6 separate regions of the Mus musculus genome follow, and all the other regions are linked to region 1. A link is a loop called in an ENCODE intact Hi-C map of the cell type or tissue named here. Cell type or tissue: left cerebral cortex. All regions are shown on one strand.

What was found. A loop is a pair of places that touch in the nucleus more often than their neighbours do. Peaks named below come from ENCODE experiments on the same cell type or tissue, not always from the same donor. Only the 100,000 strongest peaks of a DNase experiment are listed, where the experiment ranks them.
Region 2: a loop joins it to region 1, with 6 times the contacts of the local background. A loop is called at or near these places in 29 of 42 quality-filtered maps.
Region 3: a loop joins it to region 1, with 4 times the contacts of the local background. A loop is called at or near these places in 3 of 42 quality-filtered maps.
Region 4: it touches region 1 in a loop (7-fold over the local background); 2 of 42 quality-filtered maps call a loop at or near these places.
Region 5: it touches region 1 in a loop (16-fold over the local background); 14 of 42 quality-filtered maps call a loop at or near these places.
Region 6: it touches region 1 in a loop (2.7-fold over the local background); 15 of 42 quality-filtered maps call a loop at or near these places.

Annotation. Positions count from the first base shown.
Region 1 is chr5:129,058,776-129,063,775 of GRCm38, reverse strand. Gm38615 (a long non-coding RNA gene) reads right to left here and starts at 198. Exons shown (of 3, transcript XR_868544.1): 1 at 1-198. In left cerebral cortex, CTCF peaks have their summits at 307 (motif pointing left), 2,011 (motif pointing left) and 4,475 (motif pointing left); DNase peaks (open chromatin) are centred at 299, 2,004, 2,660 and 3,759; H3K4me3 peaks cover 242 bases; H3K27ac peaks cover 711 bases.
Region 2 is chr5:129,172,189-129,177,188 of GRCm38, reverse strand. All of the region lies in intron 15 of Adgrd1 (adhesion G protein-coupled receptor D1), which reads right to left. Among named protein-coding and RNA genes, the nearest start is that of Gm46923, 58 kb to the right of the region's middle. In left cerebral cortex, CTCF peaks have their summits at 2,453 (motif pointing right) and 3,537; DNase peaks (open chromatin) are centred at 3,538 and 4,431; H3K27ac peaks cover 1,828 bases.
Region 3 is chr5:129,722,095-129,727,094 of GRCm38, reverse strand. Nipsnap2 (nipsnap homolog 2) reads right to left here and starts at 2,020. Exons shown (of 10, transcript NM_008095.4): 1 at 1,874-2,020. The coding sequence starts at 1,950. In left cerebral cortex, a CTCF peak has its summit at 2,089 (motif pointing right); DNase peaks (open chromatin) are centred at 1,231 and 2,041; H3K4me3 peaks cover 2,038 bases; H3K27ac peaks cover 1,432 bases.
Region 4 is chr5:129,454,063-129,459,062 of GRCm38, reverse strand. No RefSeq gene overlaps it. Among named protein-coding and RNA genes, the nearest start is that of Gm34468, 37 kb to the left of the region's middle. In left cerebral cortex, a CTCF peak has its summit at 2,134; DNase peaks (open chromatin) are centred at 1,106, 2,175, 2,744, 3,729 and 1 more place; H3K27ac peaks cover 3,186 bases.
Region 5 is chr5:129,382,169-129,387,168 of GRCm38, reverse strand. No RefSeq gene overlaps it. Among named protein-coding and RNA genes, the nearest start is that of Gm34145, 77 kb to the right of the region's middle. In left cerebral cortex, no CTCF peak of the experiment used is centred here; a DNase peak (open chromatin) is centred at 2,015; H3K27ac peaks cover 694 bases.
Region 6 is chr5:129,388,703-129,393,702 of GRCm38, reverse strand. No RefSeq gene overlaps it. Among named protein-coding and RNA genes, the nearest start is that of Gm34145, 83 kb to the right of the region's middle. In left cerebral cortex, no CTCF peak of the experiment used is centred here; DNase peaks (open chromatin) are centred at 2,463 and 2,663.

The sequences.
Region 1 (5,000 bases):
GGGGGGTGGCTACCCGGAACTGCTATACAGAGGTCCCAAGAATGAGGCCGGGTGAGCATCTCTTAGGACCACACTGTCCTGGGAACTTGCCATCCAGAAAGAGTACCAGAGGGCAGTTGAGATAAAAAGACAATTGTGGAGTGCCTGTTGGGGTCCCGTGTTGTGGTTCCCACCCCCGCGAGTCCTGTCTCCCGACTCCAAACCCCACCCCCGTCACCCTTACCCCGTCAACGCCTCCTCCCCCATTCTAGAATTCTGTGACAGAACCTCTGATCCCTCTGCTCTGCTGCCCCCTGGTGGACATTCTCTGTAAATTCGCGCTTACTAGCTGGCTCCCCAGTACTCGCTGTTTTCTGTAGAACAGCCCGAGCAAGGGGGCACCCCATCTTCGCCCTTCCTCAGACTCACCTCCTTATTTTTCTCCTTCCTTAGCGATCCAGACATTCAGTCCTGCCGCCCTTATTTGCCGAAGGTCCCTCTCCCCACCAGCTGACATTCTTTCGGCAAGCTTCCTCCACCCAGAATTTCAATCCTAACTTCTAGAGCTGACTGGCATCCTGCCCTGTGCTGTGTTTCCTGTCCACACAGCGTTTAGCATCAGACTGGCAGGCTGTGTGATTACCTCGCAAACTACAGTGACAGACTGTGACAACAAGGGGACGTGCTATTTTCTTAATCTCCTACCCTCAGCCAATAGTTGAGGTCACCTAGTGGGTGAAGGAGTTTATGACTTAGAGAAATATGTAAGCTACCATCCTGGGGACACTTGGTTTCCTTGGGCTAATGATGGAGAGAAAAGGCCAAAGGGAGAGCAGAGTTTATAGTGGCCATCCCTCAGAGGCCGCTATTTGGGACACATCATGTGCAGAGCCTTTGTTACAATCATATGACCCAAGAACTACAGAGCCAGTATCAATCGTGTGCTGGCAATACACTCTCAGACTCACCCAGATCCACCAAGTCACATCATAACTGCTCTGTGACAAGATCTCAGAGACTCGAGCACACATGCATCAACGTTTGGAAGGCCACTACGGCTCACCTGCCAATAGCCTGTATAAACAAAGCAAGCAGCATCCACGGCTGTGCCTTGGTCTTAGGCCACCATCTTGTCCTCCAAAGACCCAGTAAGTATCCCTAAGATTTTAGAACACCCCACCCCCACCCCCCTAGAGTAAACTCGTTTAACCAGGCTCTGACGTTCAGAAGCCACCTTGGCCAGACGACTTCCCAGCTTGCCTGGTGTGTCTGCTGCTTGGCATCATCTGAGCTGCTGTAGTGGATGTGAGGCTTGGGTACCACTGCAAAGCCATCCTCCTCCAGTTGAGCCTCACTAGCCCTTTTCCTAGTGGGGCCTCTGTAGAATCCATTTGCCAAAGCTTAGGATATCATTTCAGGACATAGCTTGGAATAGGCATTCCAGAGTTCCCAACAGTGTGGATGGTAAGTGAATGGCTTGGTCTAATGTGACCCAGCCCACATAATGTCATTTTAGCTTCATCCTCGATAGCTGGTACCTACATATCTGGGGCTTTGGATGCCTCTCTTTTAGGTAGAAATCCATGAAGTCACATCGCAAATGTGTCTCCAGTTTTTCCTTCCCTCAGTGGCACCAAGAGATACCTCAGACCTCTTTTCCTGGAGTAAAATGCTCCAAAGAATGTGAGGACTTAAATAACAGTAACTCTATAATACCTGGAAAGATTGAACCTGTCTCTGGCCCAGCATCCAGCCCTGTCCAAGCCGAGGCCAGTGGAGCAGCCTTCCTTCATGACGATTCTCAAGCCTGGGTGCGTGGCGGGCATTGTTAACGAGCAGCTGTCTGAGACCCTTCCATTCTTTGTGGTGCGGGGTCTCCAAATTTTTATACATATTTATTTGCATTATGTATAAAAATACATGAATGTGTGATCTATTTATGAAATGGATATGGACAAACACATGCGGACCTTTGGAACAAATCCCTTGTAGGCTTGTGGCCACAATACGGAGCATGGGTGCCCCCAAGTGGCTCATAGGGGAAATGTTTGGAGGTGCTGCTATCCCAATGCCAGCGGTCCCAATGCTTAGGGAACACTAGGGACCTCCAGGTGAAAAGAAAATGACAAATGGGCCGTTTCCCTGCGTTCTAACGGGACAGGGCATGTCTGTGCTTACGAGAAGGCACGGCTCACCTCGTCGAGGACCAGGACTCTGCTTTGTTGGTCTGTCATCACTAAGCGACTGGGAAGGAAGTAGATGCCTAGGGAGGCTGTGGTGTGGGTCAGATGGATAGAAGCACAATATCAAACTGAGGGTGAGGGCTTGGAACCAACCGAAAGATTTCTGTGGGCACACAGAGCTTCAGTCTCCTCCTGTGAGTGTGTATAGCGTCAGTCTGCTCCTCTGTCCACATCTGTGTCTTCATCTTCTTTTTCTCTCCATCCATCTCTACGTCTCTATCATCCTGTCTCTATCTCTCTCAGATGATGACTGAATCAAGGAATGGTGAACAACAGTCGTGCTCTCCCCAGACAGAGGTGCCTGTCATCAGCACCGGCCACACAAAGCAAGTCTGTGGAATGCCAGGCTGTGACAGTTGGGAAAGAGCCCAGTGGGTTTGAGAGCAAGTGCTCACGGATGGCATGCTTAGGGAGCCTGAAATGGGAGGTCTTCCTGATTATCATGGCTGTGGTATAACCATCAGACATGTAAACGGGGCATCCAAGGTCTGAGGGAGGAGGGAGAGAGGAGGCGAGATGGAGGAGGAGAGGAGGGGGGCAGACTGATGTAGGAGAGTCTCACCTTAGGCAGGATCATGGTGCCTCCCACAGCTGGAAAAGACGGGAAGAACTCTCCCAGAAGATTCTGGAAGTCAGCCCTGGAAACACCCTGACTTTTCCATTCTGGCTTCTAGAACCACAAGAGAATAAATTTAAATCATAAAAAGGGAGGAAAAAGTGGATTAGAGCAGAAGGGATGAGCTAAAAGGAGAAAGACCTCAGACTTCAGGAAGCTGGACAGGGCAAGGAGGACCATGGGAATATATGGCTGTTTGGGCTATGGGCATCGAGTACCATCCTCAAGGGGTTTTAAATGAATAACTTGGGCTTTTAGGTGATCATCTGCCAAGCCTTGTTTTCTGCACCTAGGCAACACTGGTGATGACAGATAGAGCCATATTCCACACAGCATCAGAAGCAAGTCCTCTGGAGATGCCGCCTGCTGCCCTGTTGCCAAATTTTGAAAGGAAAGACACATCTCTGTGGGTTTCACACCTGAACTCGTGGTAAGGTTGCCTGTCCTATAACTGGACAGAACAGGCATCTTGACACATCCCTGGGGAACCCCTTAGTGAGGGACCCCTTAAGTGGGGTCTGTGAGTCTCCATGTTTTGGTGACTTGAATCAGACTATTGCTTCAGGTATCCCACTCTGCTCGGCTTAGAAAGTCCAAAAAGAGACCCCAAGACTTGATAACAGTAACTTTCCAGAATAAAACAAGCCTGTGAGGAAACAGAGACTGTAGCGGGCCATGAATAGCACAGCTGGTGTGGGGACCATCTGATCCAGAGTCAGCACTTGACCTGTAAGCCCACTTGTGGCTGTGTATAGAAAAGAAGTAAAGGTGTGCAAAGCACGCCACATACAAAGGCTGCTTGACAATAGCCAATGAGTAGATACCAAATGCTCAGCAGCGATAAGCGAATATGCAAATGTGGTCCACGCTCAGCTACAAAGAGAAACGCTACAACGTGGGTTGCTCTTCAAACACGATGTGTGAGAAGCTAGGCAGAAGGCCACATTTAAATGAGCTGTCCAGAAGAATCCATGCAAACAGAAAACAGATCCATGCTTGGTGTCCTGGCTTGCTTTTCAATTTTTGAGATGTGCAGCGTGACCAAAACAAACTTGGGAAAGAACCGGTTTATTTGGCTTATGGTCCCAGATCATACCCCATCATGGAGGGAAGTCAGGGCAGGGACTCAAGCAGGAGCTAAGACAGAAACTAGAAGAAAATTGCCTACTAGCTTGTTCTGCCTACTTTCTTATACAGCCCAGAATCATCTAGGCCTAGGGCTGGTGCCGCCCACAGTGGGCTGGACAGATTTAAAAAAAAAAAAAATGCTGGTAGATATGCCCCCAGGTCAATCTGATGAAAGCAATTCCTCAATTGAGGTTTCTTTTTCCCAGGTGACTAGTGTTAAGTTGACACAGCTGGAAGGCAGAGTGGGAGCAGCTGGTAACAGAGGTATGGGTTTCTGCTTAGGGTTGTATGTGTTAAAGGATTGCTGGTGCCTATGGTGCTATTGGGGGGGGGGGGGGAGTAGTGGAAACTTTATGAAGCCTGGTAGGAGGAAGTTAGGCCATTGGAAGTGTGCCCTTGAAGGAGATAGCAGGACTTTCTGCTTCCTGACTCTGCTTCTCTGATGCATGAGGTGACTCACAACCATCTGTAACTCCAGCTCCAGAGGATACAATGCCCTCTGCTGGCCTCTGCTGGCCTCTGCTGGCCTCTGCTGGCCTCTGCAGACACTGCCTCTTCTACTGGCTCTCTCCAAGATACTCTGCGGGCCACAGACCTGCAAAATCAGTCCCAAGCAACTGAACCGAAACCATGAACTGAAGCAAACCTTTCCCCTTTCTAAGCTGCTTCCCTCCGGGACTTTGTTACAGCAATGAACAGCCAACACAGGGTGATGAGGCTGAGGAAGGAGAAGAAGAAGAAGAAGAAGAAGAAGAAGAAGAAGAAGAAGAAGAAGAAGAAGAAGAAGAAGAAGAAGAAGAAGAAGAAGAAGAACAACAACAACAACAACAACAACAACAACAACAACATCATAATGATGGTGGCGGCTACCCTACATTGTGACCGCTCTAAGACCACCAAATTCCGTGTTGCAAGTGGTTAAGATGGGAATTTTATGTTATGTGTCCTTTACCATTAAAGGAAGGGCAGCCTCAGAGCTGAGGGGTGAGGGGTGGATTCCTAGGAAAGCTGCTGTCTCACCTGAAGTTTCTGGG
Region 2 (5,000 bases), 110 kb before region 1:
GCCTTACTGGGGCTGAGCCCAGGCTGTCAGCATTCTGTGTCCTATGGAAATGGATACACAATGCAGGTACAGGTGGGCATGAACATCCCAGCTACTGTGGAAGGATGGAGATGCCATGACCCCCTCACGGAGTTAATTAGACATCGAGACTAGGCCTTCTGCAGCTCAGGTCACCCCATGGGAGAGTCCGATAAGGAATCTGGGCCTCAGATACTTCCTACCAGGACCCAGGAGTCTCTCTGTCTCCCATCAGCCACCTGGCTTACCAGGGAAATGAGGTGCACAAGTCCTTCACAATGAATAAAATTCAGGACTTTTTCATCAAAAGCCAGGAGACTCCTCAAGGTTGATAGATTGACTAAGCTGCCAATCACAACAAGGAGCTACCTTCCTGGCTAAAGGACAGAGTCTAGTCCCTGGAGTCCTGGTGGGAACTGCCACCACATCAGGATGCAGCCACTCTCCTGAGAGATACCTGTAGCCCACAGAGACAAAAAATAGGCTCTTTCCCCATTATCTGTACTGGCTGTCAGGAACTAAGATTAACCTATGATACAAAGCCAGGCAAGGATGGAGGTAGGAAATCCAAGGACCAAAGACACAGGGCCAGGTGTGGTATAGATTCTCAGGACTGAGTCCTTCATGTCACACCAGATACCAGGAGATAAGGACCCCCTCCCTTTGCTGGCAGATCCTGACCCCAAAGTGCTGGGGGGCAGTGGTAACTGCTGGCAAAGTCCCCTTTATCCCCTAGCTCATCTCAGAGGCTTGAAAACAGCCAGATAGGCTTTGACATTGAACTTTTGTGGGTTTCAGGCCCAGCAGGGGGATTTAACTAACCTACAGCACTCAAAAGGAGAATTAAAGGGGTGTGTGGAATGGCTGGAGAGACAACTACCACTGAAGCAGGTCCCCACGGAGGTCAGAATCCTGAGGGGACACGTGAAAGGGGCTGGTCTGTATGCACCTAGTTGGAGCAATCTCCAAGATGCACCTACTCATTTGTAAGAAAGGAGCAATCTTCACCCTTTGTTCAGAGAACAAAGAGGTGCTTGCTGCAGGCTCAGAAGGCTTGTCGGTGGTGATGGAAACCACCAATGGAGAGGGAGGTGGCTCTGTGTGTGTGTGTGTGTGTGTGTGTGTGTGTGTGTGTGTGTGTGTGTGTGTGTATAATCTCTACAAAAATCCACAAAGAATTCCTCCACTATCTTATGCCTCTTCCATCTGGTTCTTGGACTCCTTTGGGGCTCCCTGCCCATAAGGAAACCAAAACTCAGACTATGGTACACTTCCACCTTCAAGCCTAGGCTGCCCATGCTGGCCAGTCCTTTGCTTCATTTTTTTGGGCACTGTCTCATCTAACCTGTCCCTGCACCTAGTCACCAAGCCTACCCCTTACCCCATGGAGCAAGACCCCCATTCTGAAGGCAGCCTCCTCCTCAAATAGGATCCCAGAGGAGACAGCTCCCCACCCCCAGCTTCAGAGCAGCTGATTCTTAATGAAGATTCTGGAATAAGACTGGTGGACCCCAGAGTAAGGACCTAGGGTGGGGCTCCCCAGACGTTACCTGGAAGCCTTTTATCTGCTCTGTCCCAGAGTCCCTCCTCTCTCCTCCCCTCCCTGACTTTCCTAGAAGCAGTTTACACTGTCCTTTCTGATGTGACTTCCTAGGCTCACATCCATGGCCCAAGTGGCCCAGGAGCCTCCCCAGAGCCTTAGGGAAAGATGTCTCATGGGAAGCAACCGACAAGAAGGCTGACACAGGGAGTGAATGAGACAATGGGAGACAGAAAGGGAGACAGGAATGAACACTTGAAGCGGGAGGCAACAGGGGAGAGAATAAGATAGGGATTAGGAAGATGAAGAGGAAAGAAAAGACTCTGCCCTGAGGTCTCTAGCAATGGCATCCAACATCTTCCTCAGCCATTCTCTCCTTTATTACTGAGGTAAGGTCTCTGGCTACAACCAGAGCCAATGGGGTTATCCTAGTTAGTCAGCTTGAACCAGGAATCCCCCAAGCCCATTCAGTTTTTCTGTGGGTGGCTAGGGACCCAGACTCTAGCCCCCACTTGCATGATAAATGCTTTATTAGCTGAGCCATCTCCGACGCTGATGTTTTAATGGAAGAGGTCCACACTTCCAGAGGGAGTGGCTAGGCCTGCTCCCCATCCTCCTGTCTCCACCCCAATCTGACGTGAGCCATCACAACCAGGGCATCCCTGAGGTCCTCATGCTCAAAGTTCATTCTGTGCCAGGTGTGGAGGGCGGGGGCTGGGGGGGGGTTCAAGGATGAAGGATGGTTCAGAAGCAGAACCATCAGCTGAGTACTTGGAGTTAGGAACTCAAGGCAGGGCGCTGAGCCTGGGTTCTCAGACTGAATGGTACCCACTCCATCTCCTTCTGATAACTGCCATGGGCCTCCAGGAGCTAGCAGCCCTGAGCTGGACTGCAGATGGCAGAGCTGAGGCTCAGCAGACCCACACAGCACACGGCAGGGAGGAACCCTAGTTGGGTGGAGGGGGTGAGTACTGCAGACCCACAGCCCAGGACAGGGATACAAGTATCTGCTGGACATTGCTTGGCATGCACAGACAGGCTGAATGTCCTGTAGAAAGAGCTTGCCTGTGCCCAGTCCTCACAGACCCCTCCAACCCTAGGAAACACCCATATGGTTTTGGCTATGCTGCACTCCTGCCCCCCCCACCCCCAAAGCAGCTCACACAGTGGTTCCACCAGTCTCATCACCCCTTGCTTTCATGCCTCCATACAGGTCACCTTCAGGGCCATATCCGACTGCCACTATCTTGAATCCAGACAAGAGATGGAAAGGGGTTCCACGACAGAACACCCAACACCGGCTTCAGGACCGAGTCTGTGCTGTCTTTCCCACCATGGCCAGATTTAGAAATACCAAAAAAAAAAAAAAAAAAAAAAAAAAAAAACCTGGCATTGGCTTCAGGACTGGATCCTCTGAGTCAGTGACCACAAACTCAGTGCCCCTGAAGTGCCTGGGAAAACTGCAGGAGGCCAGCTGAGGTTCCCACTCGGAGGAGCATGTGGGACCACTCTGCCCAGAGACCATTCGTTCCTCCTTCATCTGAGCCTGCTGGCCTAGTCAGGTCATCCTTCCCCCCATAGATGAGAATGAAAAGCACAAACTGAAGGTGAATGTCTACCAGTCTTGGTACAGGGAAGATGGCAAAGCAGGAATGAGCTAGGCCCACAACCTGTCTTCCTGCAGGGGCCGGGTCACCTCTGTTTCCTCCAATACTGTTCCTAGTCAAATTCAGCTCAGTGTGGCCGGGTCTTCTCCTTTTTAATTAAATTTAATTAACTTAATTTGTACATGGATGTGTACACATACATGTTGAGTGCATGTCTTTGCACATGTGTGAACATACATGAGAATGATGTCCGAAATCTTCCTCCATCTCCCCTCCTACCTTATTCATTGAGGCAGGGCCTGTTAATCAATCCTAGGGCTCTCCCATATGGCTAGTCTAGCTAGCCAGCTTGCTCTGGGGATTCCCAGCTCCATCTTCCAAGGCTGGAACTGCAGGTGGGCCACCGCACCCACACAACATTTATGTGTGTTTCTGGGAACCAAACTCTGGTCCATCATGCATGCAAGGCAAGCGCTTTAATCACTAAGCCATATCCCTAGCCCTGTTTGACTTTTTTTTTTTTTAAAGAAAAAAGAAAGAAAGGAAGAAATTGAGACTTTCAGATAAGGTATCTGAGCATAAAATTCTGATTAGATCACCAAGTCTTCCACATTTAAAATTCATAGACTTGAATGGGACCTGCTGAGTGGCCAAGGCCAGTCTCAGACCACATTCCTAGGGTCTCCTGGGACATCATCCTAGAGCATCCATCCTAGCATCCTGGGGTTCCCTGAAGCATCATCCTGACATCTCCTGGAGCATCATCCTGGGGTCCCCTAGAGCATAATCCTGGGGTCCCCTAGAGCATCATTCTAGGGTCTGCTGGGGGTATCCCTCCTAGTATTGGTCTAGTAATCTAAGTTACTACTCAGGTGTGCCTCACTGTCTATTGAGACACAGAAAGACCCCCCCACACACACACACACACTTAACCAGAAAGACAGAAGCCTCCAGCAGTGAGCCCCAAGAAAGAAACCAGGAGTGGAGAAGGCCAGGAGAGTTCTCAGAGAGTAGAAAAGATGGGAACACAATAGGATAAGACTCGAACCACAAACTGAAAGACCACAAGAGAGAACATAGGTGTCTTGGTGTCCAGGAGACGCAACCATTTCTATCACCTTATGAATTCTGTAAGTGTGCCTGGGGCTTGGCCTTACTTGTGAGATCTGCCTTAATTTCGTTAATGTTCATGAGACTGTTCCTTTTAAACGGGATAATTTTAAACCATTTTCAAATCAACCTTCCCTAGCAATGAATAGATGTGATTTCTCTCCCACGAAGACACCCACAGGCTGTCTAAATTTGGTGTCACCAATACTGACTGGTGACAGATTTATGATATAAATGAGTCTGGATTTCCTTCTTCTGATTTTCTCTTCCCTTTTTGACTTTGTAGATTGGACCTCTCTTGAGACGAATGCCAGGCATGAGTGGCCGCTCTCTGGAAAGTATGGGCCCCTTTGCACTGCTCAGTAGACCCTCCCAGGTAGACCAAAGAAAAGCAAAATATCTCTCAGTTCAATGGTCCAGCATGTGGAGGACCCAGAGGAAGACGCTCCACCCTGGTGTCATTTGAAGTGTCCCTAATGGCATGAGAACTCCTGTCTTCCACAGGGAGGCTGGGGATGCACCTGTGCCTTCCCTCTGAGTGGTCTTTGTGACACTTGGGTTCCCAACCAGCACCTTGGATGCTCACTTGCTCAACTGTCCACTAATAAGTTACCTCCAAGGGCAGCATCACTAGCCAAGGTACCTTCTCTTCTGGCTCTTGGTGTGCTTGTCCTGCAACTCTAGAGCAGCATCCCAGGGCAGCTCACAGCTTCCCCTTTATGGTC
Region 3 (5,000 bases), 660 kb before region 1:
GACTCCCTCTTCTTCCTCCTCTTTGAATAGCTCCCAGAGAGGATTGGCAGGAAGGGAGAGAGGAGGGTGAGAGTATCCTCAAGGAATCAAGGGGTAGGGAGCATTTGGCTCCAAGTACGGGTACCTGGTAGGTCCAAAACTCTACCAGTTTCATGACTTTGAGCATTGGGTCTTGAGTGAGCACCTTGGGGTTCAGTTGCCTGTTTCCCAAGGAACAAAATACAAACTTTAGGGGCTCGGACTGCTTGCTCAGTAACAACAGATGTGAGAGTAAGATGTCGGTTCATTCCACTTGGAATCATATTACAGGTGGTTTAAATAATTTGCACCTACAAGTTGCATCTGTCCTGAAACAAAAGCATTCACACACTTTTCCCTCGAGATGTGTCTCTTGTCCTCTGTGTGTCTGTGTGAGATACACACCCCAGTACTAAAGATTGCCAGTAAATCAGACAAGCCATATTATATGGTGCTCTCATAATGCTGGAGAGATGGCTCCATGCCTAAGACCACCTGTTCCTTTCCTAGAGGGGCAGAGTTCCGATCCCAGCACCCAAGTGGTGGCTTACAACCATTTCTGTAACTGTACTTCAGAGGGTCAGAGACTTTCTTCTGGTCCCTGAAGGCCCAAGGCATGCACACGGTGCACATACATAGATGCAGGTAAAAACCACACATACGCACAAACAAAAGAAATCTGAAGGCAAGTTCTGGAGCTGGTGAGATGGCTTAAGGGGTAAAGAAACTGGCTGCTAAGTTTGATGAACTACATTCAATTTCCCAGACCCACATGGTGGAAGAAAATCAATTACACACACGTGGCAGAGAGCTCAGAGGTTAAAAAAAATCTTAAAAAAAAAAAAAAGGAATATTTCAATTAGCCAAGGCTGGCCTGCAACTGCACACCTGCAACTGCAGAACTTTGGAGTCTGAAGCAAAAGGTTTGCTGAAGGTTCAAGGCCAGCCAGGAATATATGTAGTAAGATCTTGTCTCAAAATACATACATACATACATACATACATACATACATACATACATACATACATACATAGGGCCTGGAGAGATGGCTCAGGGGTTAAGAACACTTGCCGCTCTAGAAGAGAACTCAGATTCAATTCCCAGCCCCGACATGGCGGCTCACAACCCTCTGTAACTCCGGGTCGTTGGGGATCCAAAACCTTCTCCTGGCTGCCCCAGGCACCTATGTGTTAGCCACACATGAAAGCAAACACTTATACACATAAAATAAAAAAATAAATCCTACAAACCGCTTAAACAGCAAATAAGCATATAAAGGAAGAAAAGAAGGGAAAACAAATCTGTCGGTAAATTCGGATGGCCTTTCGTTATTTAAACGTGGGGATGTCAAGGTGACAGGTTGACACACCGAGCACAGTCTCCGCGGAGGTCAGGAAAAAAGAAAAAGTTTCGACAGCGAACTCCGCCATCTACTACAGCTGGCCACCGTGGGTTACTTTTTTTTTTTTTTTTTTTTGCCACTCCGCTTTCAAATTTAAGGGCTGTCCCGACTGGGGACCCCGGGGTACAGCTTCCCCAGGGAGACCAGCCATCCTTTTGCTTCTCTGCACGACCTGGGGCGAGGCATTGCTACTGCGAGGGGCGCAGCGCGCAGAGGCTGAGGGCGGACGTGGCCCGCGAGCCCGGGCGTCCCCGGCAAGGGCGGCGCCGGCAGGACGGTGACCTTGAGCCCCACGGGGGCCCGGGAAGGCGCCGCAGCCTCGCCAGCCCTCGGTCGCCTGGGACTCGGGAGGCCGGCCCCCCGGCGTCCCCTGCCCGCCCCGGGGACCCCGCGCCCTTCGCCCCACGGCGGCCCCTCCCCGGCCGGGCCCCGGAAAGGGCGGCGCTGCTCACCGGAGCCCCGGCAGGAAGCCGCTCTGGGCGGCTGGCCGCAGCAGGCCTCCTCGCGCGAGCAACACCCGCGCCGCCATCTTGCTCCGGAGCCTGAAGCTCCTACCGCCTCGGTGTCGCTGACGCCGCCGCTACCGCGACCCCTCCCCCGGCCGGGCCGACCAGGCTGGGGCGGGGCGGGGCAGGGCGCTAGGCCGCTGTAGTGCAGGGGAGCGGCCGCTAGGGGGAGCAGCGTGGCGCCTCAGTGCTGCCGCCAGGGGGCGTGCCAAGAAGTTGCTGAAGATATCCGTAGATCCCGCGAGGGGAGTTCAGGGTCTCTGAAGTCCGAGTGAGAAAGGAACCTGGAATGTACACGGGGAGATCCACGGGAAAGGAGTAGATCTGTGCATGTGGGGAATCCAGAGTCTGATTTTATGGTTGAGGGCCACCACAAACATGAGGAAACGTGTTAAAGTTTTAGCAGCATCAGGAAAGTCGAGAACCACTGGTATAGGGGGAAGTGTATTCTGTAAGGATAATAAAAGAGCTATGGATATAAGCATAAACTTCAGCAAGATAAGAGTAGGCAAAAGCAGAACTAGATCCCGAGGAATCAGAGAAATAGGGAGCAGCCTGGGCCTCAGTTACATGCAGAGGCCAAGAGAAGGATACTCTCCAATTGGTGGCTGCCTTCCTGGTTCTGAGTTAGAAGACGGATGGGAGCTGTAATCTTGAAGCTCAGGAGTTGTGGTTTTCTTTATCTTTTAAATTTTTCTCTTCCTAGTCTATGTGCATCATCAGTGTTTTGCCTGCATGTATGTCTGTGTGAGAGTGTGGGTGGAGCCCCTGGCAATTGGAGTTGCAGGAGGTTGTGAGCTGCCATGTGGGTGCTAGGAATTGAACCCCAGGTCCTCCGGGAAGAGCAGCCAGTGCTCTTAATCGCTGAGCCATCTTTCCAGCCCCATGGGTACAGTTTTTCTAACAAGAATTTGGACAAATGACAGGGTCTGGTCTTGTGGGTGGTGGAGGAGCGGTTCAGACTGGGAGAGGCACTCCTTTGAATGTGAATGAGGCTGAGAGCGGTCCATAAAACTGTAGACCCAACTGTGGGAGGCAGATATGTGACTTGCTGCGGGCAGGGCCTCTTCAAGCGTCGGTGAGCCCTGCCTTTTTTATACAGATCCTTCATTTCTCAACTTAGCTGAGACAGGGTCTTTATGTGGCGCCCAGTCCGGCCTCAAACTGATGGTAATCTGTTTACCGCTCTTGAGTCGGGGTTGAACCTGGGAGAATGGAGCCTAAAAACGAGGCGGACTAAAGTCTCAAGCAATAGCGTTTATTCAGAGCATCAGACGATTTATACTCTGAGGGTATAGAAGAACCACAGGAGTTAGGTGTGTAATCATAAGGACAAGCCACACGTGGCAAAAAAATAATAAAAGCAGCAAGCAGTAATGAGTGATCTGGAGTGAACTCACTGCGATTCGCTACACCTGGGAGGGGTGTGAAGCACAGTCTATGAACAAGTTTTGTGTTTTGAAGAAACTGAGGTTACAAGACTCATTTGGAGTTTCTCACAAGCATTCAGAGTTCCCCTCATGCGACTCCATCCTTGGGTCCTGCCTGTTCTGACAGGAATCCTTTTGTAATCTCAGGGTAAACTCCTGGGTTGAGATTACTTGCAGAGCCGTCATAAGCTGTTTAGTTATTGGACCTCATTATTCAGACCAGGATGGCCTCAAACTCTCAATGCTCCTGCCTCTGTCTCTGCGGTGCAGGGATCATAGGTATGCAGTATTGCACTTGACTCAACTTTATAGGTTAGGAGTTTCAACTCTCTCTTGGAATGCAAACTTGGCGTTTATGCATTTCTTTGATGACTCTGCTTTTGTGCTCCTTAGCATTAGGCCATATTTTTCCTGTATTCCCCACCCCCAAACCCATTGCCATTTGGCTCTAAAGTTTCATTAGTTCTTTAGTCCAGTGCTCTCCTCCCTTCCTAAGTACTGGTGACTGTACTTAGGGCCTTGAATATGTTAGGCATGTGTTCTATTAATGAGCTTGCATCTTCAATCTATTTTTGAAATAGGTTCTACCAAGTTGCCTGGGCTTGCTGTGCTCAGCACTTAGCCTCCTGAGTGCTATATTATAAGTGTATGCCATGGGCTGGAGAGATGGCTCAGGGGTTAAGAGCACTGACTGCTCTTCTGAAGATCCTGAGTTCAAATCCCAGCACCCACATGATGGCTCACAACTATTTGCAATGAGATCTGATGCCCTCTTCTGGCTTGTCTGAAGACAGCTACAGTGAGTGTATTTAGATATAATAATAAATTAATTGATTAAAAAAATAAGTGTAGGGGGCTGGAGAGATGGCTCAGTGGTTAAGAGCACTGACTGCTCTTCTGAAGGTCCTGAGTTCAAAACCCAGCAACCACATGGTGGCTCACAACCATCTGCAATGTGATCTGACGCTCTTGTCTGGTGTGTCTGAAGACAACTACAGTGTACTCATATACATAAAATAAATAAATTTAAAAAAAAATAAGTGTATGCCACTACCCAAGTGGCTTTAGGCCCTGCCATGGATCACCCCACTCAGGTATGGGGGGGGGGGTCCCTGGAATGAGGGTTCTTGAAGCTAGGTGGGTAAGGATTTGGTGGTGACAAACAGAAACAAACACAGAGGCAGTTTGAATCTGAGTGTATTCTGCAGCTCTCAAGCAGGGGATTTTATACATTAAAAAAACAAACATTATATCTCTTAGAAAGTATATATCCAGTGAAACAATCACAGAAACCAACAAAAATCATTTGGCACAGTAAAGCACAAAAAATCATCCAAGCATTACAACTCTGAAACTATGTGTTCAGTGGATCACAACAGAACAGATAACATCATTATTAATGTAAATCATCAAAATATAACAATTCTAAAAGGATGTATACAGTGGGGGCTGTCGTCCAAGGCTAGTGACATATTTCCAGGAGCAGGTTAATAAATCTTTAATGGTCAGTGCTCTTAACCACTGAACTAACTTTCCAGCCCCATGGTCAATTATTATTTAACATCTAGTGCCTGATTTTTTATAATCTTCAATGTATAAATTTAAACTATTTTAAATCTTTCTAATTAAGGCTTTCTTTACCA
Region 4 (5,000 bases), 400 kb before region 1:
TATAAATAAGTACACTATTGCTATCTTCAGATGCACCAGAAGAGGCCGTCAGATCTCATTATAGGGTGGTTGTGAGCTACCATGTGGTTACTGGGATTTGAACTCAGGACCTTTGGAAGAGCAGTCAGTTGTTCTATGCGCTGAGCCATCTCGTCAGCCCTGGCATATTTTTTAATGACTCATGAGTTGAGCCCTATTGCTCTTCTGAGCTGGCTCTGGCCTAGGGCTCTAGCTGAGAGGTCTATGCTTCCTAAAGGTCACATTGCTTCAGGGAGACTTGGCACCTGCTGTGTTCCTACAGTGACACTCAATGCACTTGGCAGTTCACTGGGAGGATGCATGCTTTCTAAGGTTGTCATGACAACGGAAATAGAAAGTCTCAGTGAGGACAGGGTCAGTCAGGAGACCTGGCCCCACCTCCCATCCTGAAGTCCAGCTTGGCCCTGACTAGGAAGGCTAGGGAGGAGAAGGGACATGATATGTAGGGGACCTTCTGCTGATGGCCTGTGCAGGAATGTCCTTTTCTGAGATTCAGATGGGTAGAGAATGCTCTTGTCTTCTGCTGTCCGTCATGGCACCATTAAAAGTGATTTGTATTTATTGTGTATATGTGTGTTCTCACGACAGCATGAATGATTGTGTGCATGTGTGTGCATACGACAGCAGGAGTGCGGACAGCTATCAGGAGTTCAGCTTTTCCTCCTATGTGGGTTCTGGGGATTGGATTTAGACTGTCAGGCTGCCTTCATCGGCTGAGTCATCTCAACAGCCCTCATTCGGGGAAACTTTCCAATGGCTCAGCCACTGAGGCTGAGAAGCCCGCCTGAGGTCCACTGAGTCCACAGGCTTCTTGACTGGTCCAAGAACAAAAACAGCCTGCTTCCTGGGTCACTGTTTGAAACAGTGTTTCATAGAGTGACAGAGGGACATTTCCCCTACAACACAACTGCATCCCTGTTTCCCCTTCCCCTGTGACTCAGGGGATCCTGGTGGGGGCTGGTGCTTAGTGTAGGAGACTGACCTCAGCATTTGCATATGTGGTTATCCTTCATTGTGTTCCAGAACCCCCCTCCAACTCCTGTCATTCTTCTCCCTCCTGCTTTCTCTGATGAGACAGACGCAGGGAGCAGAGTGGCCCTGGTTGTTCATCCCTTTCAGGGCTGACACCCACTGCTTCCCCAGCTTCCGGCTCTTGGTTAACCCTTTCAGCCTGGTAGTATTGCTGTTCACAGCAACCTTGGCCTGCACCATGGATCTCACCATTCTATGTTCTCAGAGAATGTCTTTGTGAAGTGTGGACACAGTCCAGTCACCATCCAGGGCACTAGGGCTCAGGGGGGTAGCACTTGCGCCCTGCTGTGGGAGGCTGCTGGTTTAGACAATGATATAGAGTGGTCTGGAGTTTTGGGGAGGGAGTAGGGTGTGATTCTGGATACTCCCCTGCCTTCATTCACCTCAGGCTGTTCAGACCCCGTTGCACACCGGGCAGGAATAATAAAGCAGAGTGCAGAGCAGATGGAGTCCTGCAGGATCCCGGTCTGGCTGGGAATGAATGTGGGGGCCAAGGGGCAGAAGGACTTCTCTGAGGATCTTAGTATTACAGCTCTTCTAGGAGAAAGCCTTCTCTGGCAATCTTCAATGAAACAGCTCTCTGAGATGATCTTAGCTTGAGCTTATTTCTTTATTTGGAGTGGACTTGTATGCATACCCTTTATTCGGGGTGATTCAAGGGTTATATAGTTTTGGGGAAAGGGGTGAGACTATCCAGGGCAGGCAAAGGTCATTGGCTGAAGGCTTGAGGTTCTGAAATGCCTCATTAGCATGGGGAAGCATTCCAGGGTTCTCAGGTGCAGGATCTCAGGTGACACTCCTCAGGTGGGCTTCTGGATCCCTCAGAGAAGAGGAAGTCCCACTGGCAAAGGGAGTCTGCCATTTTGCACCGAGCTCAGGGCTGTCTGGTAAGACTTCGACCTTAGCAGCAGGGCCACAGTAGGGAAAGGATTGGGGGTGGTTATGAGGAAAGTGAGCACTTGGCAAGGAGGACGCGATGCTCTGAGGAAGATGGGATGCTCTGCATAGCAACTGGGAGCGCTGGAAGGTGCAGAAGGTAGTTCCTTCCCTCTGGTCCCTAGGGGGAGCCTCTTTGCCAGTGCAGAAAGAAGCCTCAGCCCCTTTCTCCCTTATAACTGGGCCCTTGGCCTCCCTCCCATTCTGAGAATGGTGGCTTTTGCTCTTAGGTCACAGCTGCAGGGGTCTAATGCCTCATTCCGCAAACTGTCTCATTCAGTGGCTCGTGGGCTGGAGCTAGAAATAGACCTGAGTAATCCCAACCCTGCCCACATTGTAGCCTGGTGTCTGCCCCCCTTCCCGTTTGTGGGTGAAGCTAGAAAAAGACCTGTGTGACACCCCCACCCCCACCCCAAAGCCACATATTGCAGCTGGTTGACCTTTATCCGTATACCATCTTGTGTGGAAACCCCAGCTTGGGAGGGGCTACTCCCTATACAAGGCAGCCTTGTATGGCTCTCTGAAGGCCTTTCATGTTTAGACCATCTTCCTCTGCCCCTGACAGTACAACTATGACCTCCTTCTCTCCACTGACCACTGGTCTCTTCTATCCAGGGCAGGTGGGAAGGGACTTATGAGCTCTGACATCCATCCGTCCCTCCGTCCCTCCCTCTGAGAGAGAAGACTCAAGTGAAGTCATGTATTAGCCTAAGAAAGCAAACTATGTGGTGTGTCGCATAGCTAGGGAAACTGAGTGTGTGCACAGCATTGTGTGTGTGTGAAGAGTGAGTGTGTGTCCATACATGCTCTCACATGCTCAGAGCTCTGGGGACACCTGGATATGGTTTCTGGAATCTGGGATGATGTCTCATAAGCATCCCAAGAGCTGTGTGTGTACCACTCCAAGCACCAAGGACATGCCTATGTGCGCTCAGAAGCAGCTACTGGGTGCTCATAGAGGCTCCATTGCTGAGTTAAGCCTGCAGTGTTCAATCACACAAGGGCACTGCCCAGTAGCAAGTAGGGATGCCCTCTTGGGGGCTCTTCCATCTGGAAGTCCAATCATCTCTCTCCCAGAGAGGGTTCAGGCTCTAGCTGTAGCCAGGAAGGAGAGGTCCAGCCCATAGCACAAAGCCTCTGTCTCTGTTTCTATTTCCTCCTCCTCCTCCTCCTCCTCCTCCTCCTCCTCCTCCTCCTCCTCCTCCTCCTCCTCCTCCTCCTCCTCCTTCTCCCAGAACCAAAGGGACCCAGTGTCCACATGCCCTGAAGACACAGCACCACTGTGGAGTAGATTCTTGCTCTGGGGTGGACCACAATAGTCCCTGCTGAGGCTGTAGGCACTGCTGGGGACAACCCCACACTGAGATGCGGATGTCTGTGTGTCAGCCTGGACTTTGCCCCATCCCTAGAGAGTTAGCTTTGCAAGCCATCAAAAAGAGTCCCTGGGCTGTGGATCCCAATCACGTCCTGTGGTCTCTAGCTGCCTTGTCTGGCATTCACCTGCTGTCTGCAAGCTTTGTTTTTTTGCTTGGGGCTGGGGTGCCCTTGCTCAGGGCACTTGATTCTAGGAAAGGAATAGGGCTACAACCATCAAGGGAAGAGCAAACCACGCCCACTAATCAGCATATTCCAGCCCACGTTCCTGGCATTGGCTAAAGTGACGGCCACATGACCTAAGTGTCCGGTTGCAATCTGTTCTGGGTTTCTTTTCGAAGCCGCAGGAAAGAGTCTTAGCAGGCAGGTGCCAGCTGGATGCAGATCTTCCTGGAGTGTGTCCAGGCTGACTGAAGACTTGGGGATGACTAAAGCGTTTTAGTTTCTCTTCAAATTGGAAGAAAAATGAGCTCTTGGGCCAAAGGAAGCATTCTAAAAAATATAACATTGATTGATTCCTGTTCTCACCAGCCACAAGCTGTCATTTGAGAACTGTTTTATGGAGGAAGAACTCACGAAAGCGCTCACGGACCTCAGGCCCATGGAAGCCACAGTGCAGCTGCATCCACTCTTCCACTCACAGTGAGGTCAGCCTGGTCACATGCTGGCAAAGACCTGGACAGAGACAGTGGGGATGAGGGCAGGCCTGCGTGCTGGACAGATGGCACGGGCATGCTTACAGCTCCTTACAGCACACTGCAGCCTGCTGGTCTCACTGTGGGATCAACTGCCTAGCACGCAGATAGGAAAACTGTGGCCCAGAGGGATTTGGCACATGCCAAAGTGACACAGCATGTCACTGCAGAGACAAGATTTGCACAGGTGAAATTGGTACGGTCCTAGTTCTGGCTGCCGAACTGCTTCCTACCCTAGGTCAGGGTATACCTGGAACCAGCCTCACGGTCTGGGTCCTTCTCAAAGAACCTTGAGGAACACACACAAGGGTAGGTAGAGAGGTGTCCACGCTGCAGGGATCACAATCTCTATAGAGGACTGCTCCATGAGTTTGGGGTGGGTCTTTCCCCTCCAGAAGCTGTGCAGCACAGTGTTGAGATGTCTCATGGCAGCTTCCTATGGAAGAACGAGAGACTGCTCACAGCCAGAGAGGTGTGGTTTCTTGGAGGTTTGTGGCAGGTAGATAGGAAAAGTCCCTTTAAACTTTCTCTCTCTCTGTGTGTGTGTGTGCACGCGTGCGCACGCGCACGTGTGCATGCACCTGTGGGTACAGATAGGATATATAGATGTAGACATTTAATTTCTGCCAACGTCATAGCCACAGGCCTCTCTGTCAAGGAAGTAACAGATCAGATCTCAAAATGAGCAATTAGAACGATTGCTTTTTGAGTGAAGAGCCTCTGGCAAAGTAATTTAATTAAAAGTGTCATAACTCAAGACCCAGGCAGCTGGCAGGGGTTGGGGGATGGGTTCTTCCCAGTGCAGAAGGAACAAGATGGGTAGAACCCCAGTAATATCAGCATGAGATTGGAGTGGAAATGAAGGATTGCCCATGATCTAAATAGCCCCCAAGGCTCACTCCAGTGTAGTTCAGTAGTGTGTGT
Region 5 (5,000 bases), 320 kb before region 1:
CTCTCCTCCCCACCCCCGTGTGTGTGTGTGTGTGTGTGTGTGTGTGTGTGTTCTTTATCTACGCACTGCCGACCAAGGCCTTACTTTGTATCCATCCTCCCTGGCCAAGCTTAAAGCCCCAGGGTATAGGAAGAGTCTGGGGAATGGTGCCTGATACCCTCATAAGCCTCATAAGGAGAGCCCTTTTCCCTCCCTGGGATGACAGCATTTAGAGGAGATTTAATCAGGAGAGAAGAATGGGCCTAAGAGAGTCTCTCCAGGGAGTTGGACTCTCAGTGCCCCCTGCTGGCAGCTCAGCAGCTCTGTAGTAATTGGCTAGGCGGCTCCTAGCCTGTTGGCGGCTATGGACGCAGCCACACTAGGGCCCTGCGGCTCGCTCTCTCTCTCTCTCTCTCTCTCTCTCTCTCTCTCTCTCTCTCTCTCTCTCCTCCCCACCCCCGTGTGTGTGTGTGTGTGTGTGTGTGTGTGTGTGTTCTTTATCTACGCACTGCCGACCAAGGCCTTACTTTGTATCCATCCTCCCTGGCCAAGCTTAAAGCCCCAGGGTATAGGAAGAGTCTGGGGAATGGTGCCTGATACCCTCATAAGCCTCATAAGGAGAGCCCTTTTCCCTCCCTGGGATGACAGCATTTAGAGGAGATTTAATCAGGAGAGAAGAATGGGCCTAAGAGAGTCTCTCCAGGGAGTTGGACTCTCAGTGCCCCCTGCTGGCAGCTCAGCAGCTCTGTAGTAATTGGCTAGGCGGCTCCTAGCCTGTTGGCGGCTATGGACGCAGCCACACTAGGGCCCTGCGGCTCGCTCTCTCTCTCTCTCTCTCTCTCTCTCTCTCTCTCTCTCTCTCTCTCTCTCTCTCTGCCTGCTTTCATGGGTCTCCCATGGATCCCCATGACAATCCTAATGGAACGGCCATTGTTTTCTCTCTCCCTGTGTACTTTAGACAGACACTGGCCAGGCCCCTTCCTCATGAGCTGGGGTCTGGGGTCCACAGAGTCTTTCTTGTCATCTGGCCCTTGTCAGGAGATTGACTTGGCCTTTGCCAGGGTATAGGCCACAGCTGCTGTGGCTGGTGCCTAAACTGGGAGGAGACGGGGGCAGGCCAGGTGGGATGGTGGCTTTTCTGTCCCATACTGGTGGAATGTTGATATAAAGGCTGGGGCTTCAACAGCCCTGGGGGAACTCTGGGGGAAGTTAAACACAGAGGGCACACTAGAAACAGGACAGACCAGGCTGGAACCTTAAACTTATAGCATTCCCAAAGACCCCATGGCACTGGTTCTGCCTAGTGGCAGATATTGATCTGGACCTCTGCCGTTCTGAAGGATGTAGGGTAGGGATGCCATGGTGCAGAGCCCTGATCACTGGGCAGCAGGGCTCAGAGTTCCCCTGCCTTGAGCCCAGCCAGATGTTCCTAGTGAGGATATCCATCCAGCCCCTGCCATCAAGGCCACTGACACAGAAGGAAGCACAGGAAAAGTCAGGGACTATGATGGTTTGTATATGCATGGCCCAGGGAGTGGCACTGTTGGGAGGTGTGGCCTTGTGGGTGTGGGCTTTAAGACCCTCATCCTGCCTGCCTGGAAGGATTCTGCTAGCAGCTTCAGATGAAGATATAAAACTCTCAGCTCCTCCTGCACCATGCCTGCCTGGATGGTGTCATGTTTCCACCTTGATGATAAAGGACTGAACCTCTGAACCTGTAAGCCAGCCCCAATTAAATGTTGTCCTTTTTAAGAGTTGCCTTGGTCATGGTGTCCGTTCACAGCAGTAAAACCCTAACTAAGACAGGGACTTTGGCAGATGGTGTTCTGGGTGAAGCTACTGCACACTCTTCAGCCTCCAGGGACAGTTGAGCTATGGACCATCCCTGGCTGCCTGAGAGCTTCTTCCCAGGGAACATCTACCTAATGAGATGGACAGCTGGATAGCAGGAGGTGCTGGCAGAGGGGGACATCTGCCTTGAGATGATGCTATCTATTTCTCCCGAAGCTTAGCTAACATCTATGGAAACTGGAGGCGTCAGGAGGAGACTTGGCTGCGTGTATGGATTACAGATGCTGCTCAGCTCTCTCCTGGGCGGCATCTTCTGACTCAGCCCAGGCTACCGCACACTGCAACAGTGGCCCGGAAGTGCAGGCAACTTGTGGGCGAGAGTGATCTCCGTGGAGTCCCCAGTCAACAACTGTCATGCAGAGACCTGGTGGCCTTCGGTTACACATTTTTTCCCCTTAGACTGGGTCTCTCTGTGTAGCTCTGGCTGTTCTGGAACTCGCTCTGTAGACCAGGCTGGCCTCGAACTCAGAGATCTGCCTGCCTCTGCCTCCCAAGTGCTGGGATGAAAGATGTGCACCACCATGGCCTGACTTACACCTGGCTTTTTTTTTTTAATTAAAAAAGCAGCCACAAACCTGTAAGATTTGTTTCTTTAATTAGCTTCCAGTGTTTAAGAGCCATGGCTCTACTCAGGCCTAACTTTAGATATCTGGTTCTGATTTTTTTTTCCTGATCTGTCTATATTTCCCCAGTATGCAGCTTCAGTCATTTCAAAGGTATCTGTTGGTTTTTTTTTTTTGAAAATAACTTCTTACTGCAAAATATATTTATGTAAAAGAAAATTTGTCTTTATATTTGCTGTAGAAAAAACTAGACTTTAACCAAAAAAAGGGGGGGGGGGACTGAATCTATATAACACCCGAGGGAGGAAAAACCACCACATTTCTGTCAGTCAGTCAGTCAGTCAGCAAGAACCCCTAAGCATGGTTGGGTGCAGGGACATTAGGTGACAGCTCTGGGTGTGCCTAATGCTTGCTACTCTTCAAATGGCGATAATCATCTCCATGACAACTCATTGTTGATGAGTCATATCATTCAGTGATATGACTTAATTACTAATTAATTAATTAATTGTGTTTCATCTGTATGTAAGTCTATGCTCTACATGATTTCCCTGGTGCTTGCAGAGGCCAGAAGATGTCGGAGCCCCTGGACCTGGGGTTACAGGCTGTTGTGAAGGGCCACATGGTTGCTAGGTATCAAACCCCGGTCCTCCCCATGAACAGCCAGAGCTCCTAACTGCTGAGACATCTCTAGCCCCAAAGCCCTGTCTTTAGGGCACGCTTTCTTTATGTTGTGAACTTGACAGATGAGTCTGTTTTGTCCAACTTGAATTTTCTTTTTCTTTCTTCTTCCTTCCTTTTTTCTTTCCTTTCTATCTTTTTTTCTTTTTAAGGTTTACTTTTAAGAGTACAGACAGGGCTGGTGAGATGGCTCAGTGGGTAAGAGCACCCGACTGCTCTTCCAAAGGTCCGGAGTTCAAATCCCAGCAACCACATGGTGGCTCACAACCATCTGTAGCAAGATCTGACGCCCTCTTCTGGAGTGTCTGAAGACAGCTACAGTGTACTTACATATAATAAATAAATAAATCTTAAAAAAAAAAAAAGAATAGGCAAGAATAATAAAAAAAAAAAAAGAGTACAGACAGGGTTTCTCTGTGTAGCCTTGGCTGTCCTGGAACTCACTCTGTAGACCCAGGCTGCCCTTTGAACTCAGAGATCTGCCTGCCTCTGCCTCCCAAGAGCTGGGATTAAAGGTGTGCACCACCCACTGGACTACATCCAAGGTGAAGTTCAGCTGTCTGGCCACCCAGGGGCCACTTTTTTTTTTTTTTTTTAACCAGGGAAAAAGGTGCCAGAGACTGTAGCTGACTTCCAGAGGTGGGCAGAATGGCTGGTCCAAGACAGGCAGTCATTACTGACTGTTCCTAGGGCTGAAGTGCCGTGTGTAGAGACACCTTTCACCCTACAGCCATTAAGGACTCAGGTAATCCATATTCTGATAGCTGACTAGTGTGGAGTCCTGGAAGCTGGGTACACTTAACACTTGTAAATGGCGACAAACTCCAATAAGACTTTTCTGGGCATGCAGGCCACTTTGAACACACCATGAAACAGCAAATGAGCTGTCATGAGCACATAGCTACCCTCCAAGGGAGCCTGAATCCTTTTTCCTCCCAACTATGTTTGTGTGCTATAAGCTTGCAATTAAAACGAAGGCAGGTGTCACTGCACAGACTACACACAGGAAGTGAGCGATAGAGACGGCCCTGGAGGGGGCCGGGCTGCTTTTAATGCTGAGAACTGCGATGCATCTCTAAGACATGCACTTTCTTCTTGAAAACCAAAATTGACTTTGATGTCTTCTGAGAGCCTTAATGCAATTTTAATTCACACGAACCCTCTTTTCAGCTTTCCACGCCCCTCAGAGAGCATCAGGTGGCACAGCGGGAGAGCTGAGGGAAAGCTTGAGCTGGCTGAATGGTTATAAGGGATGGCTTAGCACTCAAGCATATCCCACAGAGTACAGTCATGGCGACATCTGGAATCCACGTTGTTGCAAGAATTTTCTCCTGGGGGTGTCTTGTTAGGGTTTCTCTGATGTGAACGATCACCATGACCAAGGCAACTCTTATAAGAACAACATTTAATTGGGGCTGGCTTACAGGTTCAGAGGATCAGTCTGTTATCATCAAGGCAGGAACTATGGCAGCGTCCAGGCAGGCATGGTTCAGGAGGAGCTGAGAGGTCTTCTACCTCTTCATCTGAGAAGACTGGCTCCCACAAAATTAGAAGGAAGGTGTCACTGCCCACCCCCACAGTGACACACTTCCTAAAATAAGGCCACACCTACTCCAACAAGTCCACACCTCCTAATAGTGCTCCTCCCTGGGCCAAACGTTTTCAAACCACAGGGGTGGGGAGCATGGCAGGTGAATTAAGCAATATATACTTCTTCATAAGGTCTCAGTGACAAACCCAAGTTCAATTCCGACTAGGTTCATCCTGGGGAACCAACTAGTTTATTAAGCCTCTTACGGACCAGACCTGAGTCAGAGTATGGGTGATCTGAAAGTAGCCACACTGGAAGGTCTTCACCCAGCATGGATGATGGCTTCCCTGCAGCTGCATAGATGGAGCCTCCCTCTTTCAACATTCCCCAGCCTA
Region 6 (5,000 bases), 330 kb before region 1:
TGCATCATAGTGACCCCTGAAGGTCAAGTCCCCCTTAAGTCCATTAAGCCTGAGTCAGCGTGAACTTGGGGAAAAGATGGGGCATGAAGGCCAGTGGGGGGGGGGGGGGAGACACCTCATCCTTGGGGGAGGTGAAGGATGAGGCCTGTGGTTTACCCTCAGGACTGGCTGCTGCAGAGGGAGACCTGCTATTCTTCTTCAGACCACCTCCCACAGGAGACATCTGGGTTTCCTCTATATCCCACAATGCACCCAAAACCACCACTTCATGAGGACAGGTGTCAGGAAGCATATGAATGTTTTTTCCTATCTTTTAGGCTCAGGCTTCTGTCAAGAGCTGCAGGATGCAATTCTGAGAGGTAGACACTGGGGCTGAGTGCCAGAGAGTGAGGCCAGCCCCAGGGCCCGCCTGACCCGGAAGGGAGACACTGGTGGCATCTGAGTTTGACAGCCCTCATTCTTCATTGATTCTGTGCTCCTGACTGTTCAGACAAACCTGGGTCAATTCTGCCACTTGCATTAGGGGACAAAGATCATGCTGATCTTTATTCTCAACCCTTGTACTAAGTCTTCATTATGATTTGACTTTATTTATTAAAGTTAGGGTCGCCTTAGCTTTCTAAGCTCTAGACATAGCTCTTTGATTTGCAAAGACTATGCCCTTGAGCAGGATGCTGATGCCTGCATCCGGCAGAGAGTGGCTCTTCTGGGTGCTTGTGTGTGCACCCCTGCGCAGTGACTGTGACAGAGCATGGACACCTTGACTCACAGTCACTCAGTCAGGCACAGCAGTTCACTCTTAAGCATTTTCTTTCTCAGGTTTCTGCTTCAGAGCAGATGCAAAGCCCTCCTGGTGGCAGAAAGGCTGCTGCAATCCAGCCTTCAAAAGGACCTCTTGCCTCTTCTGGCCTTACATTTGATGACCAGGCCTCGTGGGGCAGGGTGGAGCAACAGGACTCTCGTGGTCCCTCCTGACCTAGGGGTACTATCGCACCTTCAGACACAGGGCTAGAGGGTAGGAGAGGCTCCTCATGGGGAATTGAAGGGCTGCTATAAATATTTAGGGCAGCGAGAAGTAAGTAGGTGTCATACATGGGGTCTGGCCTTTACTCTGTAAAAATGAAAGGCAAGCCCACCCAGATACCAGTGGACAGAGTTCACAGTGATCATCCCCCTGGCTGGGTTGAGGATGTGACCTCCCAGGCCACTGGCCCCACAGTGCTAAAACTTTGTTGTGGATGGTCACTTCCGTTTTTCTGGAATTTAAAAATATTTGAGGTGCCAAACTTTTCGAGTTTCCCAGGCACTAACATAATTAAAGTTACTTTAGCTTCTCTATATCTTTCCTGATCGGAGAGCAGAACCCATAAACACGCCAACAGCAAATCGATGAGATAATTATTCTGTAATGAATCCAAACACTGTAAATTAACCTGACAAGTGGCCACAGCTCTCTTGGACTTCTTGGAACCTTGCTGGCTGTTCCTAAGTGAGGAGGCCAGACCATGGGTGGGGGGGGGGGCTGCATTCATTTCCCGTCCTCTTCCATCAGAGTTGGCAGAAGGGCAGGAAGCTCTGAGCCTAGTCTGTCTCCTGAGCCACCAGAGCACCACCAGAAAGGTCCCGTCTTTGGTCTACCCTCAAGCCTGAGGCTTCCTCAGTGTTCAGGGTTGTCAGTCTATCCCTAGCGCTCTCTCTCTCTCTCTCTGTCTCTCTCTGTCTCTCTCTCTCCCTCTCTCTCTCCCTCTCTCTCTCCCCCCCCCCCTCTCTCCCTTTCTCTCTCCCTCTCTCTCTTTGGTTTTTCGAGACAGGGTTTCTCTGTGTAGCCCTGGCTGTCCTGGAACTCAGAGATCCGCCTGCCTCTGCCTCCCAGGTGCTGGGATTAAAGGCGTGAGCCACCACGCCCAGCCTATCCCTAGCTCTTGTGCCCAGCTCATCTTTTGCTTTTACCCAAATCAGCACCTGCAGGACCACGGCCATCACTGTGCATAGAACATCATGCCACTGCTACTCCTATTCTTCCCATTCCCCTTCCCAGAGCCCATACAGGAGGAACCTTCCACCCTCTGACTCTTTCTGCAGAAGTGCTATTGAGGGCTGCCTCTGTCTGGACTTCATGAGCCTGTGGTAGGAAATGTCCCCTATAGAGCCACAGTGGGTAGATAGGTAATACTGCCCACAGTCCCTTTGACACTATATAGAACAGCTTGGTGGCAGGTGACTTTCCTCAGTGACCAGCCGGCCATGCAGGTAGCTCTCTGGCATAAGTCCTGTGCATCTTTGCTGATTCAAGTACCTCTTCAAGTGTTGTGGTCTGCTGTGGGATATGTCTTCACCGCCTGCCAGTGTCTGTGGGTATCTGTCATCTCTTGCTTGCCTTCCAGGGCTGGTTAGGGGAGCAGTGGGTGCAAGGAGCAGCTGCAGCATGCATGGTGAACTTGGCTCCTTCTAGTGCCTGTGGTGGATGCAAGCTGTTGACTTCCTGTGCCAAGCTGCTCTCTTCAGTAAGGAATAGGGAGCCTCTCCCTCAGTATCCCGCAAAGGGGCTGGGTTTCATTCTGTAGACACCTCTGTTACTGACCGCCTTGCCAAACTCCTGAGAGAGAAGGGGGGGGGGAGAGCATTGGGCTTTGCAAGTGAGATCTGGAGCTGGAAACAAAATGAGTCCACAGGGAGCCAGCAATCTGGGCCAGGTGGACATGCAGCAGAGACTCAGCAGGGACTGATATCCGCTTTCTCTCCAGTCAGGCTGGTCTTGGGATTTTGCAAGTTTCTGATAGCAGCAGGGAGGGAAATTCTACTGCTCCTGGTCTCTCCACTCTTGTGTTTGACAAGGATGCTAGTGGCCCTGGCCTTGCAGAGTCCCCAGAGAGCTCCAACTAGACCTGCTAACTCACAGTCCTATTAAGGTTTTGCTGTCATTATGAAGTCCTTGCAAGGACTGCCTCTTTTGGCTGTTCTTGGGTCCCTGGGATATGAAAGTGGGGTTAGGTAGGGTGTGACGCTTCTGTCTCCAGGAAGGGGATTTATTTTCATTTCAGCATTCTGTGTGCAGGGCTGTGGCTTTCTGGGATCTCACACTCCAGTACAGAGACAGCATTTATATGTGTGTGTGCATGTGTATAAATATATGATATATATGTATATGTAAATATAAACATATATGTATATAATATATGTGTGTAAATATGTATGTTATATATATGATGCATATGTATATGCACATGTATATGCACATGTATATGATGTATATATGTATGATGTATATGCAAATGTGTATGATGTATATGTATATGCACATGTGTATGACGTATATGTATATGCACATGTGTATGATGTATATGTACATGTATATGATGTATATGTATATGACATATATTTACATATATATATACACACACAGGGGGCTTGCAGCTATGATCTGGAACTGTATCAGCTCTGCATGGAGCAGATCAAACCTTGAGTTAAGTCCTGGTGAATGTGCACTGTTGACAAGGACATGACCATGTTGAGGACCCTAGAGTCTCAGACCCACACAGTAATGGCAATGCCTTGCCCCTGGGTGAGGCTTGGAGGGAAATGACAAAGCCTTCACTTCAGGTCCATGTGTGGATGTTGACAGTGTGGACAGAAAATATCCGCCTTAGCTCTCTTCCCCCGATACTCATGGTCCGAAGATTGTTCTCCTCCAGAGACTGCTCCCTACCAAGATTAGCTAAACCTGTCACCTTAATCCAATATATGGTAACCCAGTCTCGCTGTTCAGCTGTGTGCAATAACCCCACCTCCCTGCTCAACTCTCTATAATAAACACATTGAGCATCCAGGGTACTGTGGTTTCTTCAGCTGAGAGCCCATTCTACCATGCTCCAACTTTCTGTCTGTGTTCTGTTTTTTTTCACTCTCTCACTACCCTAGTCAGGTCTCTCCCTGGAATCATCTAGTCAGGTCTGTCCTTGGGATCATCTAGTCAGGTCTGTCCCTGGGATCATGCTAGACAGGAAGAGTACAGCTCCTCTACAAGCACAGTGCATGCTCTTTGCTGTTGAGCCGTCTCTCCAGCCCTGCTGTCAGCTCTTGGGTCTTCATCTTCTTTTTCATCCTCTATATTCAGAGGTGGATCAGTTCTGCCATGGTAGGGAGCGGCTTCTGTTGTCCTATGGGAACCCTGTCACATAGCCAGGCATCTGGGGTTTACCATCTCCAACAGCTGTGGTCAGCACCAGCCCAGGGAGACTGCCCATTGCATCTCCAGAAGCTGGGGCACATCCCAGTGATCTGGGTTCCATTAAATCCTCAGGTGATCTTCAAGCATGCAAACACTTGCAATTATCTACTGTAAATCTAAAAGGCTCTCTTTTAAAGAAAAAAAATTAATTTTTTTGTGTATGTGAATGTTTTGACTGCATAAATGTCTAGGCATCACCACGTGCACGCCCAGTACCCACAGATGCCAGAGGAAGGTGTTAGCTCCCCTGAAACTGGAGTTACAGATGGTTGGGACCTGTCATGCGGGTGCTGGGAATGGAACCCGGGTCCTCCAGGAAGAACAGCCAGTGCAAGCTCTCTAGCCCCAGTCCAGAAGGTTCTTCATACTTAACAATTGTAGGACAGATCCGGACAATATTGTAAGCCTCTTGGAGGAAGGGAAGCTGGTTCTGTTGTGACATCCCCTGCCCTTGGAACTTTAAACCTTGTTCTGGGTCCTTGAACACTGTCGAGGAGAGACAGGGAGCAGAGAGCTCTGCACGGAAGATGTATCTCTCTGCCTCCTCCCAACCATTTGGATTGTGGCTCTCAACGACGATCGATCGTCCATCAGAATGAGGATATAAACGCGCTGCAAGAAAAACGAGTGTCTCTCTGTGCTTGTGATACACGCTCCATCTGCTAAGACCATCCTCAGCCTCTAACTCAGAGAGCTTCTGTCTTTGGCCAGAGGCCATGGCCATCGAAACTGCCTCTGAGTGCATTTGTCCCCATCAGCCATTTACTGACTG